Regions from separate parts of the Homo sapiens genome. Here region 1 is linked to region 2. A link is a contact called in ENCODE Hi-C or POLR2A ChIA-PET data. All regions are on one chromosome and are shown on one strand. Each heading gives the region's core, a stretch centred on a gene start or an enhancer-like site at or near the end of the contact. The rest is flanking DNA. Distances are from core to core; before and after follow the strand shown.

The links. Hi-C counts contacts between places; a loop is a spot of excess contacts on that map. ChIA-PET counts read pairs that join two places held with the same protein, here RNA polymerase II (POLR2A). Pooled maps may share reads with other maps.
Region 1: a map of gastrocnemius medialis shows a loop between it and region 2 (12-fold over the local background). The contact joins two enhancer-like sites. A Hi-C loop is called at or near these places in 2 of 168 maps with a recorded cell type or tissue (gastrocnemius medialis and psoas muscle) and 5 of 50 pooled maps. POLR2A ChIA-PET finds 5 or more read pairs at or near these places in 3 of 52 experiments (HEK293T and WTC11).

The regions. Positions count from the first base shown.
Region 1 is chrX:54,741,722-54,749,079 of GRCh38, reverse strand. It overlaps ITIH6 (inter-alpha-trypsin inhibitor heavy chain family member 6), which reads left to right. Exons shown (of 13, transcript NM_198510.3): 13 at 1-162. Among named protein-coding and RNA genes, the nearest start is that of ITIH6, 53 kb to the left of the region's middle. Within about 2 kb of position 2,044, at least 2 of the 41 ENCODE cell types and tissues checked have a DNase peak (open chromatin) inside an H3K27ac peak, as active enhancers do; they include gastrocnemius medialis and psoas muscle, where a contact is called at or near this core.
Region 2 is chrX:54,637,459-54,645,053 of GRCh38, reverse strand. It overlaps a transcript of GNL3L not described here. Among named protein-coding and RNA genes, the nearest start is that of GNL3L, 110 kb to the right of the region's middle. RefSeq lists enhancers at 5,110-5,359, 5,650-5,779, 5,346-5,871. Within about 2 kb of position 5,258, at least 40 of the 41 ENCODE cell types and tissues checked have a DNase peak (open chromatin) inside an H3K27ac peak, as active enhancers do; they include gastrocnemius medialis and psoas muscle, where a contact is called at or near this core.

The DNA of each region.
Region 1 (7,358 bases), core at 795-3,294, 110 kb before region 2:
AACAGTGACAAGGGCACAGATATGGATGGATAGAGGGACAGACATTTATGGAAACACAGGAATCACAAAACAAACATGGACATAGGGGTATAGAGACATAAAAAGATGGGGACAGGGAGCCAGAGTGGCAGAATCAGGGACATAAACTCAGAGAAAAAGGAACAGATGCTCTCTGGCTGCACCTCTGTGTCTTCGTGGTTTTCAGTTACTGTCCCTGTCACAAAGAGGCAAAGAGTAAAAAAGGTCACTTAGGTACAGACACATAATGAGTAATGTAAAGACACTGATACATAACTATATACAAACTAAGAGATAGATAAACATAGAGATTCAGACACAGGAGCAGAGGTATTAAGACACACAGAGACATGGGGACATAGGTAACCAAGGAGACACTGACCAGGACCACAGTCCAAGACACCAAGGTCAGAGGGGTAGAAACTCAGAGATACACAGACATGCTGATTTGCAGACATGAGGCAGAGAATAGGAGAAGAACAGAGAAACACAGGGCCAGAGACATATAAAGATGTAGAAACAGAGATGTTACACAGACTGAGGCTTGGTGACAAAGATAGGGATATAGGCAAAGGAATACACTAAGAGTGAGACAGGAGCACAGACTCATATGTTCACAGATCCACAGATAAAGACATGGAGACTCGGATACTTGAACAGTTACAAGAAAAGAGATAAGGTTCAGGCCAGAGACATAAGGAGAGGCAAGATGCAGACCCAGGTAAAATGGGGACATGGTGACACAGTGAGAGGCACATTGGGAATTCAGAGACAGAGAACCCAGAACAAGTAGACATAGGGATGTGAACCCACAAACACAGTCATATGGACACAGGCTAGACACAGAGACAGAAACACAGGGACATGTCTGGTAAGATAGAAACAGGAACAAGGAAACCTAAACACATAGATCAGACAGACAGAATATAAGCAAATGGGCATAAACATGTGACAAAGAAGTATATCCAGAGAAGCAAGGGTGCAAAGACACCGAACCAACATGCACCTGGCAACACCAGAAAAAGTTACACACAGACAGACAACCAAGGCCACAACAGAAGGCATGGGAACAGGGAATCAGACCCAGGTACACAGAGATAGTGGCTTAAAGATAAAAAGATATGGAACCAGACACCAGACGCAAACAGAGAGGCAGGAACACAGAGGAGGTGAGCCAGACCAAAACAAAACCAGGGGCAGAGTGACACAGAAAGAGAAACAGATGCGGAAAGACACCCTGACAAACAGACTCACAGAAATGTCAACAGTCATGGGAACCCAGAGAAAAAGACACAGGAACTGAAAAAGAGAGGGACTGAATCACAGAACAACTTAAAACACAACCACAGTAACATAAAGAAACAATAATACAGAGATATCGACAAAAGCTGGGGAAAATAGATGGAGAAGAGGATAAATACAGAAACACAGAGACACAAACATGGAAAGTAAAGTTCCAGAAATGCACAGACTCGGGGACTCACTAACACAGGGCATATGGAAAGAGGCATATGCAGATTTATGAACATGCAGACCCTGGAACACAGAGCCTCAGAGACACCCAGACAGAAGAATACAGAGGGAGGCAGTGTAAGATGGCGGAATAGAAGGCTCCACCTATCATCCCCTGCCTTCCCCTCAAGGACACCAATTAAACAACTATCTACACAAAAAAAGCAACTTCTTAAGAACAAAAAATCAGGTGAGCACTCACAGTACCTGGTTTTAACTTCATATCACTGAAAGAGGCACTGAAGAGGTAGGAAAAACAGTCTTGACTCACTGACACCACCTCCCCATCCCCTAGCAGTGGCTGAGGGGTGTGGAGAGAGAATCTGACTACTTGGAAGAGGGAAAGCACAGCAATTGAAGTGAGGCATTGAACTCAGTGCTGCCCTGTCATAGCAGAAAGCAAAATAACGAACTCAGCTGACGCCTGCACACAGAGGGAACATTTAAATTAGCCCTAGCCAGAGGGCAATTGCCCATCCCAGCAGTTGAAATTTGAGTTCCCACAAGCCACACCACCTTGGGCCAAAGTGTTTTGGGGCCCCAAATAAACATGAAAGGCAGTCTAGGACACAAGGACTGCAACTCCTAAGCAAGTCCTAGTGCTAAACTGGGCACTGAAACAGTGGACTGGGGAGGGGAGGCCACTCAACCGACAGAGACATTAGGCAGGGAGGCAAAGGGAGTACTGGCACAACACCTCCCCTAACCCCAGGCTGCATAGCTGGCAGCTCCGAAAGAGACTTCTTCCTTCCACTTGAGGAGAGAAGAGGGAAGAGTGGGGAGGACTTTGTCTTGCATCTTGGATACCACCTAAGCTACAATGGGACAGGGTACTGGTCAGAGTTGTGAGGCACCCTTTCTAGGCCCCAGTTCCCAGACAACATTTCTAGACACACCCTGGGCCAGAAGGGAACCTGCTGCATTGAAGGGAAGGACCCAGTTGTGGCAGGATTCCTTGCCTGCTAACTGAAGAGCCCTTGGTCCCTGAATAACTAACAGTGATACCCAGGTACTACGTCAAGAGCCTTGGGTGAGACTCTCAGACTTGCTGGCTTCAGATGAGACTTAACACATTCCCAGCTGTAATGGCTATGGGGCAAGACTCACTCCTTCCACTAAAGTGGAAGGAAAAGTAAAGGGGACTTTGTCTTGCACCTTAGGTACCAGCTCAAACTTGCAGGGTAGAGCATGAAGAGGGCTCTTAGGGTTACCAATTCCAGGTATTGGATCTTGGATGGCATTTCTGGACCTGCCTTAGGCCAGAGGGGAGCCCACTGCCCTAAATGGTGAGTCCCAGGCCAGGCAACATCTAACACACGCTGATTGAAGAGCCCTTGATTCTTAAGGGAACATCAGTGGTAGCCTGGCAGTACTCCCTGTGAGTCTGTGGTGGCAGTGGGCATGGGGTGAGGCTCCTCTGCCTTTAGAAAAGTGAGGGAAGATTGGGAAGGACTGTGTCTTGTGGATTGAGTTTCATCTCAGCCACAGTACAATAGAACATCAGGTAGATTTCTAAGGTTTTTGACTCCAGTACCTGGTACCTGGGTGGCATCTCTGGACCTATTCGGGGCCTGAGGGAACTCACTGCCCTGAAGGGAAGGACATAAGCCTGACTGACTTTGCCACCTGCTGATTATAAAGCCCCAGGGCCTTGAGCAAACATAGGTGGTAGCCAAAGAGTGGTTATGCCAAGACTTGGGTGAGGCCCAGTGCTGTGCTGACTTCAAGTCTGACACAGTGCAGTTTTAATAGTGGCGGCCACAGAGGTGCTTGTTTCACTCCACCCAGAACTCCAGGTGGCTCATAACAGAAAGACTTGTTTGGGAGAAAGAGAGAGAAGAGAAAAAAGAGTCTCTGCCTGGAAATCCAAAGTATTCTTCCAGATCTTGTCCAAGACCATCAAGACAATACCTCTACAAGTCTGCAAGAACCACAGCATTACTGGGCTTTGGTTGCCCCTAATGCAGATACAGCTTAGATCACAACACCTAAGTCTTTTCTAATATCTGGAAAGCCTTCCCAAGAAGGATGGGTACAAACAGGCCCAGACTGTGAAGACTAGACTAAATACCTAACTCTTCAATGCCCAAACACAGGCGAACATCCACAAGTCTCAAGACCATCGAGAAAAGCATGACCTCACCAAATGAACTAAATAAGGCACCAGGGACCAATCCTGGAGAAATAGAGATATGTGACCTTTCACATATTAAAGAAATGTGATATCAAAGATAATTCAAAATAGCTGTGTTAAGGAAACTCAAAGAAATTCAAGCTAATGCAGAGAAGGAATTCAGAATTCGAAGAGATTGAAATAATTTAAAAGAATGAAACAAATTCTGGGGTTGAAAAATGCGATTGATATACTGAAGAATGCATTGGAGTCTTTTAATAGCAGAAATGATCAAGCAGAAGACAGAATTAATGAGCTTCAAGACAAGCTATTTGAAAATTCACAGTCAGAGACAAAAGAAAAAAGAATAAAAAACAATGAAGCATGCCTGCAGGATCTAGAAAATAGCTTCAATAGAGCAAATCTAAGAGTTATTAGCCTTAAAGAGGAGGTAGAGAAAGAGATAGGGGTAGAAAGTTTATTCAAAGGGATAATAACAGAGAACTTCCCAAACTTAGAGAAAGATATCAATATTCAAGCACAAAAAGATTATAGAACACCAAGCAGATTTCACCCAAAGAAGACTACCTCAAGGTATTTAATAATCAAACTCCCAAAGGTCAAGGTTAAAGAAAGCATCCTAAAAGCAGTGAAACAAATAACAGACGATGAATCTCCCATGTGTCTGACAACAGACTTTTCAGTGGAAATCATAAAGGCCAAGAGAGAGTGGCATGGCATATTAAAATGCGAAAGGAAAAATACTTTTACCCTAGAAAAGTAAATCTCATGAAAATGCCCTTCAAACATGTAGGAGAAATAAAGACTTTCCCAGACAAACAAAAGCTGAAGGATTTCATCAATAACAGACTCATCCTATAAGAAGTGCTAAAGGGAGTACTTCAATCAGAAAGACAAGGATATGACTGAGCAATAAATAATCACCTGAAGATACACAGAAAAACACAGAATATAACACTGTAACTGTGGTGTGTAAACTACTCTTATCCTAAGTAGAAAGACTAAATGATGAGCCAATCAAAACTACTAACTACAACAACTTTCCAAGACATAGTACGATAAGACCTAAATAGTAACAACAAAAAATTAGAAAATGAGGAGATGAAGTTAAGGCATAAAGTCTTTAATAATTTTCTTTATGTCTGTTTGTGCAAACAGGGTTGTTATCAGCTTAAAATAATGGATTATAAGAAAGTATTTGAAAGCCTCATGGTAAACTCAAACTGAAAAACATGCAACAGACACACAAAAAATAAAAAAGCAAGAGACTAAATCATATCTTTTTTTTTTTTTTTTTTTTGATACTGAGTCTCGCTCTGTCACCCAGGCTGGAGTTCAGTGGTGCGATCTCAGCTAGCTGCAAGCTCTGCCTCCTGGGTTGATGCCATTCCCCTGCCTCAGCCTCCCAAGTAGCTGGGACCACAGGCACTCGCCACCACACTTGGATAAATTTTTGTATTTTTAGTACAGATGGGGTTTCACTGTGTTAACCAGGATGGTCTCAATCTCCTGACCTCATGATCCACTCACTTCGGCCTCCCAAAGTGCTGGGATTACAGGCATGAGCCACTGCACCTGGCAAAATCATATCATTATAGAAAATCATCTTCACTAAAAGGAAGACAGGAAGGAGAAAGAAGAGAAGACCACACACACAAAAAAAAACCCAGGGTTATAAGATAGTATTTACAAGCTTCATGGTAACCTCAAAGCAAAAAACGCATGACAGATACACAAAAAACAAGAAAATAAGAAACTAAATCATATCACCAAAGAAAATCACCTTTGCTAAAAGAAAGACAGAATGGAAAAAAGAAGGAAAAGCAGACCACAAAAAAATAGGAAAACCAATAACAAAATGCCAGGAGTAAGTCTTTACTTATCAATAATAACGTTGAATGCAAATGGGCTAAATGTTCCAATCAAAAGACATAGAGTGGCTGAATAGATTAAAAAAAAAAAACAAGATCCATTGATCTGGTGCCTACAAGAAACACGCTTCACCTATTAAGACACACATAGACTGCAAATAAAGGGATGGAAAAAGATATTCCGTGACAATGGAAACCAAAAAAGAGTAGGAGTAGTTGTACTTGTATCAGAAGAAAATAGATTCCAAGGCAAAAACTATAAGAAGAGACTATATAATGATAAAAGGGTCAATAAGCAAGAGGATATGACAATTTTAAATATATACGCACCCAACAATGGAATACCCAGATATATAAAGTAAATATTATTACAAGCAAAGAGAGAGATAGACCCCAATAGAATAATAAGTGGAGACTTCAACATCCCACTTTTAATATTGGACAGATCTTCCAGACAGAAAATTAACAAACTCAGACTTAATTTGCACTATAGACTAAGTGGACCTGATACATATTTACAGAATATTTCATCCAATGGCTGCAGAGTACACATTATTTTCCTTAGCACTTGGATCATTTTCAAGGAAAGACCATATGTTAGGTCACAAAACAAGTCTTAAAACATTCAAAAAACTGAAATAACATCAAGGTTCTTATTTGACCACAATGAAGTAAAACTATTCATTTCTAAATCAATAAGAGAAATTTTGGCAACTATAGAAATACATGGAAATTAAACAATATGCTCCTGAATGACCAATAGGTCAATGAAGAAATTAAGAAGGAAATTAAAAATTTTCTTGAAAGAAAAGACAATGGGAACACAACATCCCAAAACTTATGGGATACAGCAAAAGCAGTACTCAGAGGGAACTTTATAGTATAAATGCCCACATTAAAGATGAAGAAAAGCTTAAACAACCTAATGATACATCTGAAGGAACTAGAAAAGCAAGAGCAAACCAAACCCAAAATTAGCAAAAGAAAAGAAATAATGAAGATCAGAGAAGAAATAAAGGAAATTGAAATGAAGAAAACAATACAAAAGATCAATTAAACAAAAAGTTTTTTTTGAAAAGTTCAACAAAATTAACAAACCTTTAGCCAGACTAAGAAAAAAGAGAGGTGATCCAAATAAATAAAATAAGAGGAGAAAAAAGAGACATTACAAAATGATACTGCAGAAATTCAAAGGATCATTAGTGGCTACTATGAGCAGCTATATGCCAATAAATTGGAAAATCTAGAAGAAATGGACAAAGTCCTAGACACATACGACCTACCAAGATTGAACCATGAAGAAATCCAAACGTGAACAAACCAGTAACTATTAATAGGATCAAACAAAATGTCTCCCAATAAAGAGAAGTCCGGCCAGGCGTGGTGGCTCACGCCTATAATCCCAGCACTTTGGGAGGCCAAGGCGGGCAGATCACGAGGTCAGGAGATCGAGACCATCCTGGCTAACAAGGTGAAACCCTGTCTCTACTAAAAATACAAAAATTAGCCTACGCAAATTATTCCAAAAAAATAGAGGAGGAGGGAATACTTCCAAACTCATTCTATGAGGCCAGTATTGCCCTGATATCAAAACCAGACAAAAACACATCAGAAAAAAAAAAAAAGAAAGAAAGAAAGAAAAGAAAAGAAAACTATAGGCCAACAACTCTGATGAGTGTGGATGCAAAAATCCTCAACAAAATATTAGCAAACTGCCAGGCGCGGTGGCTTACACCTGTAATCCCAGCACTTTGGGAGGCCAAGGTGGGCGGATCATGAAGTCAGTAGATCGAGACCATCCTGGCTAACACAGTGAAACTCTG
Region 2 (7,595 bases), core at 4,009-6,508:
CACAACCAGTTCAAAAAGATAAGGGAAAAATATCCCCTTCACAATAGCAACTAAAATAGGAATAAACCTAACAAGGAACACATAAAACATATAAAAATAAAACTTTAAAATTCTACTAACATAAAAAATTGAATAACTAGAAATCCATACCTTACTCTCCAATAGGAAGATTCGATATTATAAAAGACAATGATTTTCTCTAAATTAACCTATAAATTCAATATAATCCCGGTCAAAATGTCAATAGGCAATTTTATATTATTTTTACTTTCACAATGTGTGCTAAGATTCACCTGGAAGAATAAGTATGTGAAAACAGGCAGAAATTTTCTGAAAAAGAAGCAAAAGAGGCTTTGCCCAACCAGATATGAAGATATATATTTTGAAGTTACATTAATTACAATGGGGTGGCACTGGTGCAGGCACAGACATTCAGATCAATAGAATAAAATAGTGCAGAAATAAACAAAAGCACATATGAAAACTCCATATTTGATAAAGGTGACATTCCAATTCAATGAGTCAATAATTATTAGTCAATAGATGGTACAGAGACAGTAGACTTAGCATTTGAAAGGAAAAGAAGCTAGATCCCTGTCCTAAATCCTACCCCAAAATAAATTCCAGATAGATCAAAGATTTAACTGTAAAACTGAAACCATAAAAGTACTAGCAGACAACATGGATGAATCATTTTTAATACATAATTTTGGAGTGGGTAAAGTATTTGTAATCACTGCAGTTAAAATGGCTTTTCTCAAAAGGACAAAAAATAACGGATGCTGGCAAGGATGCTGAGAAAGGAGAATGTTTGTACACTGTTAGTGGGAATGGAAAGTAGTACAGCCACTATGGAAAACAGTTTGGAGATTCCTCAAAAAACTAAAACTAGAACTGCCATATTATCCAGCAATCCCAGTGCTAGGTATACATCCAAAAGAAAGGAAATCAGTATATTGGAGAGATATCTGCACTCCCATGTTTATTGTAGCACTATTCAATATAGTCAAGACACAGAATCAACCTAAGTGTCCATCAACGGATGAATTGATAAAGAAAATGTGGTATATATACATAATTGAATATTATTCAGCCATACAAAAAGAGTGAAATCCTGTCATTTATAACAACATGCATGACATTATGTTAAGTGAAATAAGCCAGGCACAGAAAAACAAATATCACATGTTCTCACTCATACGTGGGAGTTAAGAAAACACTGATCTTGTGGAGGTAGAGAGTAGTAGGATGATTACCAGAGGCTGGCAAGGGTAGTGGAGAGGTGGGGATAAGGAGGGGTTGGTTAATGGGTACAAAAATACAGTTAGATGGTAGGAATAAGATCTAGTGTTTGGTAGCACCATAGGGTGACTATAGTTAACAATAATTTATTGTATATTTCAAAATAACTAAAAGAGTAGATTTGGAATATTCCCAACACAAAGAAATGATAAATGTTTGAGGTGATGGTTATCCCAATTACCCTGACTGGATCATTACACATCATAAACAGGTATAAAAATATCACATGTAACCCATAGGCATGTACAACCCATAAAAATTAAATTGTGTACCCATAAAAATTAAAATTAAATTAAATTATTTAAAAAGAAAACAAAACCCAAAAACCATAAAGGGAATGATTGGTAAACCTAACCATATAAGTTTAAACAAAGTTTATCTTTGCATATACCACAAGCAAAGACAAAAGACAACAAATGGGTGTGGGAGACATTTGTGCAAATACATATATAATAAGAATATTTATTTCAATATTACAACACATAAAAACAAAAAATTAGAAAAAAATAACCACTAAAAGACATCCAATTAAATAAATTCTGGTAACTCCATACATTGTAATAATATGAATTTGTTTTGTCTTGTTTTTAATAAGGTAGATGTATATGTATTGGTACAGGAAGATGTTAAGTGTTATATGAAAAAGGCAATTATAGAACTTTCATTGGTGTAAACAAAAGCATATATTCATATTTATCTTTATGCAGAAAGATACATGCTTGTTTGTATATGCATGGAAAATGGGAAGATGTAGACAAAACTGTTAACAGTTACTGTCTCTGGAGATTGGTATTAGGAGAGAAAAGCATTGGATGAGAACTTTGTTTTTAGTTTATACATTCATTTATTCTACAAATATTGATTGAACTTACATACCAGCAGTTTTAGATCCTCAGGATACAGATAAGGCTTCTGTTCTCATTTCTGAAGAGGAGGCAGACAATAAACAATTACATAAATGAGCAACGCAATTTCAAACAGTGACAAGGGCTATGCAGGGAATAAAAAGGAGTTTATATGACAGAAAGCAGTGGGGCCAAGAGTTGTGTGGGCTATTTCATACTGCGTGGTTTGGCAAAGTCCTCTCTGAAGAAGTGACAATTGAGTGAAGACAATGACAAGAAGGAGCCAGCCACTGGAAAAGCAAGGGGAAAAGCATTACAAAGAGAAGGGACTCTCTGTTTAAAGCTGGCGAAGGAAAAAAAATTTTTTTTTAAATAAAGAGAAGGAACACTCAGTATAAAGGACCAAAGGTGAGAACAACCTTGGCGTGTTCTGGAAACAGAGGCCAATGTAGCTGGAGCTACATTCCTTTACATTGAAAGGAAATAAATGAAAGGAAGAGTCGAAGGAGCTGATTGATGTTCAGATCAGATTATGTCTGTATTGATTGCTTTTGTTTTTATATGACAAGCTTGTGGTCATTTTTAAAAATAAAAATAACATATTAATGCTTTTAAAAAAAAGATTAAGAGAATCTGACAGACCAGCTCCATCACTGGCTGTGTCACCTTAGTCAAGTTAATCTCACTAAGCCTCAGTTTCTTCACTTGTAAAATGAGGAAAAGTACACTCACCTCAGAGGGCCGAAGTGCAAATTAAATTAAACCTATTTAAAAGGCTGTTTTTGTTAAGACTCTTTTGGATGCAAGGAACAGAAACCCAGTGAAGCTAGATCACGAATCAGAAATCCAAGGGCAGGAAGTGAAGTACAGATAAAGCTTATTAAGCCTGGAGCTGCAGGAAATTTCTGGATGAGGCATGGACCCTCTGCTCTGGAGCTTTACCATTAATGTAATTCATCTGCACTACATGTCTGCTTCTCTCTGTACATCTGCCCCAGCTTCCTCATTCAGCCAACCACCTTGAACTGCTCCCCCAGGATTTTAACAGGCACTTGACCTGATTCATAATGCTGCACCCACCTACCCAGCATCCTGGTCTACTGGACCTGTCAGCTCAGCTCCCCACAACTAACTGGCAACTCTCCTCTGGATCTCTTATTTCACATTCCCAAGAGAGCAATCTGATTGGCCCACCTCATCTTCTAAAGCTGGGCCATACAACTCACAGGTTGTGGGCTGGCCTTGGATCAGGTGCTGTATCCTAAAGGAAGGGTGGATGTAATACATAGTTAGTCCTTGCTTGATCATTTGGTAGGAGCTGTAAGTAGAGCCAGTGCTCCCAGAAGGGGATGTAAAGATGGCCAGTGGCCATCAAAGATAGTGGTGGCATCTCTGATGCATGTGTGCAGCAGAGTGACTGGAACATGGCAGGTGTTCAACAAATAGTCATAATTATTCACGGTAACATTATGCCACCTCTTACAGGAAGCCTTCCCAGAACTCTTAAGGTTCCCAAACTTTTTCACCCAGATCAGGACCCCTACTGCAGGAATCATCCAATTAAGAAATCAATGAAATTTCATTATACAGGACAGACTTTTATGGCCTTCTAGGTATAAAGCACTGTACTGGGCACTGGGAGGAAGGATACACAAATGAATGAGGCCCTTATCCTGGCCTCAAGGAGCTCTGAGGATAGTAAAAGGTAAAAGGCAAACTGAGCCATGAGAAATCCACAGATAGGGAGCTCTGGGAGTTCAGAGAAGGGCAAAAACTGTTGTTTATCCGTATGTATGCCTGTCTCCTGGATACCTCCCTTTAGATGTCCCAAAGGCACCTCGAACTAAATGTATTTAAAACTGATCTCATCTGCTCCCTCCCAAACCTGTTCCTCTTCTCAGATTCCCTGTCTCAGTGAGGCAAGTTCATCCAACCCAGTTGCTCAAGCTTGAAACCTGAGCTGCACCCGCTCACAATGTCAGCTGTTGCAGTTGCTAAAGTTGTCCCCGAACCTTTGGTGTGTGTTTGCCTTGCCCCAAAGGTCAGAACTAATAATAAACTTCTGCATTGCTGCAGGATACGGAAATTAAAACCAGCCTGGAGACAGACAAGACCCGGAGTCCACCAGGTTTGATTTCGGACTTGGCTTCTGATGTCAACGGGTATGATCCCTTTCAGGAAAGCGGGTCGACAAGAGCCTAAAACATGTTTATGACATTTTCCTGGTAATTCTGCTCCTAAATCGATATCCACCCACCCCTACTCCTACAGGAAAAGCTCTAAGCACAAAATTATTCCTTGCAGAGATATATTTTGGTGGTCAAACACTAGAAAGTAGTTTTAATATCCAACAAGAGAAGGGTTAAGTGAATTGTGGCACAGCTGTCTAATGGAACATTCTACAACCATTGCTGAGAGATGACGGCTGTGGAGATTCTATAGCAACAGAGAAAAATTATTATGCCATAACTAAGGATGCAGGGTTGTGTGTACACTCTGACTGCAACAACCTAAAAACTGCATGGCCTCAAGCTCTGCTGATGGACATTTAAAATTTCTCCTCTATTATTACTTTTTAAAAAGGCCTTAACTTTATGTCATGTATGGGTATCTCTGGGTTTGGGGTTTTTGGCTTGTTGTTTTCGTTTTTTCAGTCTTTTCCTTCCGTCAATCAACCGCCTTAAAAATGTGTCTTCTTTGTACCAGGCCCTCCCCGAGGTGCTGGTGATTCAAAGGTCAATCACCCACAACTCTTTCTCTGGGATGTCAGGGCAGAAGAGGAAACAGATACAAAAATAAACAGTTTCAAAAATATATGGGCCAGTCTTTATGGGCCCACTTGTGGACGTACGCAGGCACGGTCACCCCCTGGCGGCCACTCGACTACCAGCTCTTGGGTGGCTCTAACCTCTGGACAGCGGCTTCCACTCTCGGTGGCCAGCCCCAGCCTCGTTCTCCGAGAGAGTCCAAGACTCCTCCCTCTCCCTCCTTCTGGGGCCCTCCATCCCCTAGTAGGCGTCTCAGCCTGGGCCTGGCCCAGACAAATCCGACCCTGTTACTCTCACCGGAGCTCCTCCCTCCCCGAAAGCCTCACTCCGGCTGTGAGCTGCAAGATTACGTCATTGTCAATGGTTCGCATGCGCCCTCACCACTGGACAATTGGCGCACCCCTGCCGCAGGCGGGCGTAGCTTCGGGCTCCGGGGTTCTCCCTTTTCCTTTCCTGATGTTTTTTTTAAAGTGGCGACACACTACTTGTAAGAGACGCTGGTAAACTCGTGGCTTTAGGAGGAAATGGGAGCCAAGAAAAGCTGCAAAGCTCAAGGCTCACGACCGCTTGCTCGCCATTGTCCCACTCACTTCCGAAAGAGATAACGCCCCTTTCCGACTCTTTTGGCCTCCCCGCTCCAAGAGTGAGAATCGAAGCCCCGCCCCGTGAGCGTCTAGTCCCAAGATAACCCAGCTGCGCTTGCGAGTGCAAGTACACTGGGGCGGGGCTGACAGGAGGCTGATGCAATCGAGTCGGGCGGGCGGGGCACGTCGGATGAAAGTGGGTACCGGAAGAAAAGGGGTTATTTCAGCAGGCTTAGTAACCCTATTCAAAGTAAGACCTTAATATATAAGTAAAAGTTCGTGCCTGATTTGGAGAGCTCTTTGACTATTAAATTTTTTTTAATGTAACGCCTGTAATCCCAGCACTTTGGGAGGCCAAGGTGGGTGGATCACTTGAGTCCATGAGTTTGAGACCAGCATGGGCAACACAGTGAGACCCTCCCTCTCTATTTTATTTTAAAAAACATTATTTTAAAGGTATATATCCTATTGGCTCAGCAATCCCATTTCCATATATATACATCCAAGACTCCTAGAGAAGTGTATGCGGATCACCTACAGGGCTTTGTTAAAACACAGATTGTTGTGGCCCATCTACTATCAGAGATTAGGAACTTGTGTTTCTAACAACTTCCAGGGTAATGCTGGGGCAAACTGGTTCAAGACCACACTTTAAGAACCTTAGATCTAGAGGACAAAAAACTGCAAGGAGCCTTATGAACAAGTGTAAGCCGTGCTGATTTGTTGGCAATAACGAAAAATTGAAAGTATCAGTGGGGGCAGGAGATGGTTGATAAACTTATCAGTTTAAAATGGGCTATATATAGGCCGGGCATGGTGGCTGACGGCTGTAATGCCAATACTTTGAGAGGCCGAGGTGGGTGGATCACCTGAGGTCAGAAGTTCGAGACCAGCATGGTGAAACCCCGTCTCTACTAAAAATACAAAAATTAGCCAGGCGCCTGTAATCCCAGCTACTCAGAAGGCTGAAGCAGGAGAAACGCTTGAACCCGGGAGGCGGAGGTTGCAGTGGGCCGGAGATTGCGCCACTGCACTCCAGCCTGGGCAACAGAGCCAGACTATCTCAATTAATTAATTAATTAATTTAATGAGCTATATATAAACTGACATGGAAAGATATCGAAGGTGATGATGATAGTAGTGAGGGTGGTGATGATGATACTTAATGTTTATTGAGCACTTACACTGTATCAGGCACTGTGTGAAGGATTTTACATTTCTTACCTCATTTTCTACAGCAATTCTCAGGAATGTGGACTGTGTCTAATTCGCTGTATATTTTTAGTCCAGAACAGGGTCTGGCACCCAGGATCTTGTCAGTAAATGTTTGTGGCCTCATGTGATCAGATCCAGTCCCACAAGTTCACAGTCCCAAGAGTTTAGGACTTCACAGCCCAAACAATATTTCAAAAAATTGCAAAGGATGGATAAAATATTGCGGAAGAAGGACACTAAAAACAAACTACTGCCTTCTATCACCATCATTTTAAGAAAAGACAATTACACATAATCCCCCATTAAAGGAACGAACTTTTTAATTTATCTTTAATATGAAAATTTTTAACATATGCAAAAGTAGAAAGAAGAGTAAATGAACCCCCAAGTACCTCTCACCCAGCTTCTCAATTATCACCTCCTGGCCAAGCATCTTACATCTCAAACCCCAACACACATCGTATCCCAGATTACTTTGAAGCAAATGCTAGACGCCATTTTCTCCATAAATATTTGAGTTCATGTGTTTAAAATATAAGAACTCTTTTATAATAATAACCATAATACCACAGAATATCTAAAAATTTAAGAATAATTTCCTAATATTATAAAATATCCAAGTATTTACATTTCCCTGATTTATACATATCTTTTGCAGTTTTGCACAAATTAGCAAGTAAATAAGATAAAGCAGAGGCCTTTAAATCAAATATACACTACAGTGTCCTTTTTATCTTCATTTTACTGCAGATTGGCAAAAACTATATCAGGCCCTTGCACAAGATGACAGACCAGTATTGGGAACTACTGGCATAACATTCATTCAAAAGTAGATAGTGAGATATATATGTGTGTGTGTGTGCATGCACATGTGTGCACAC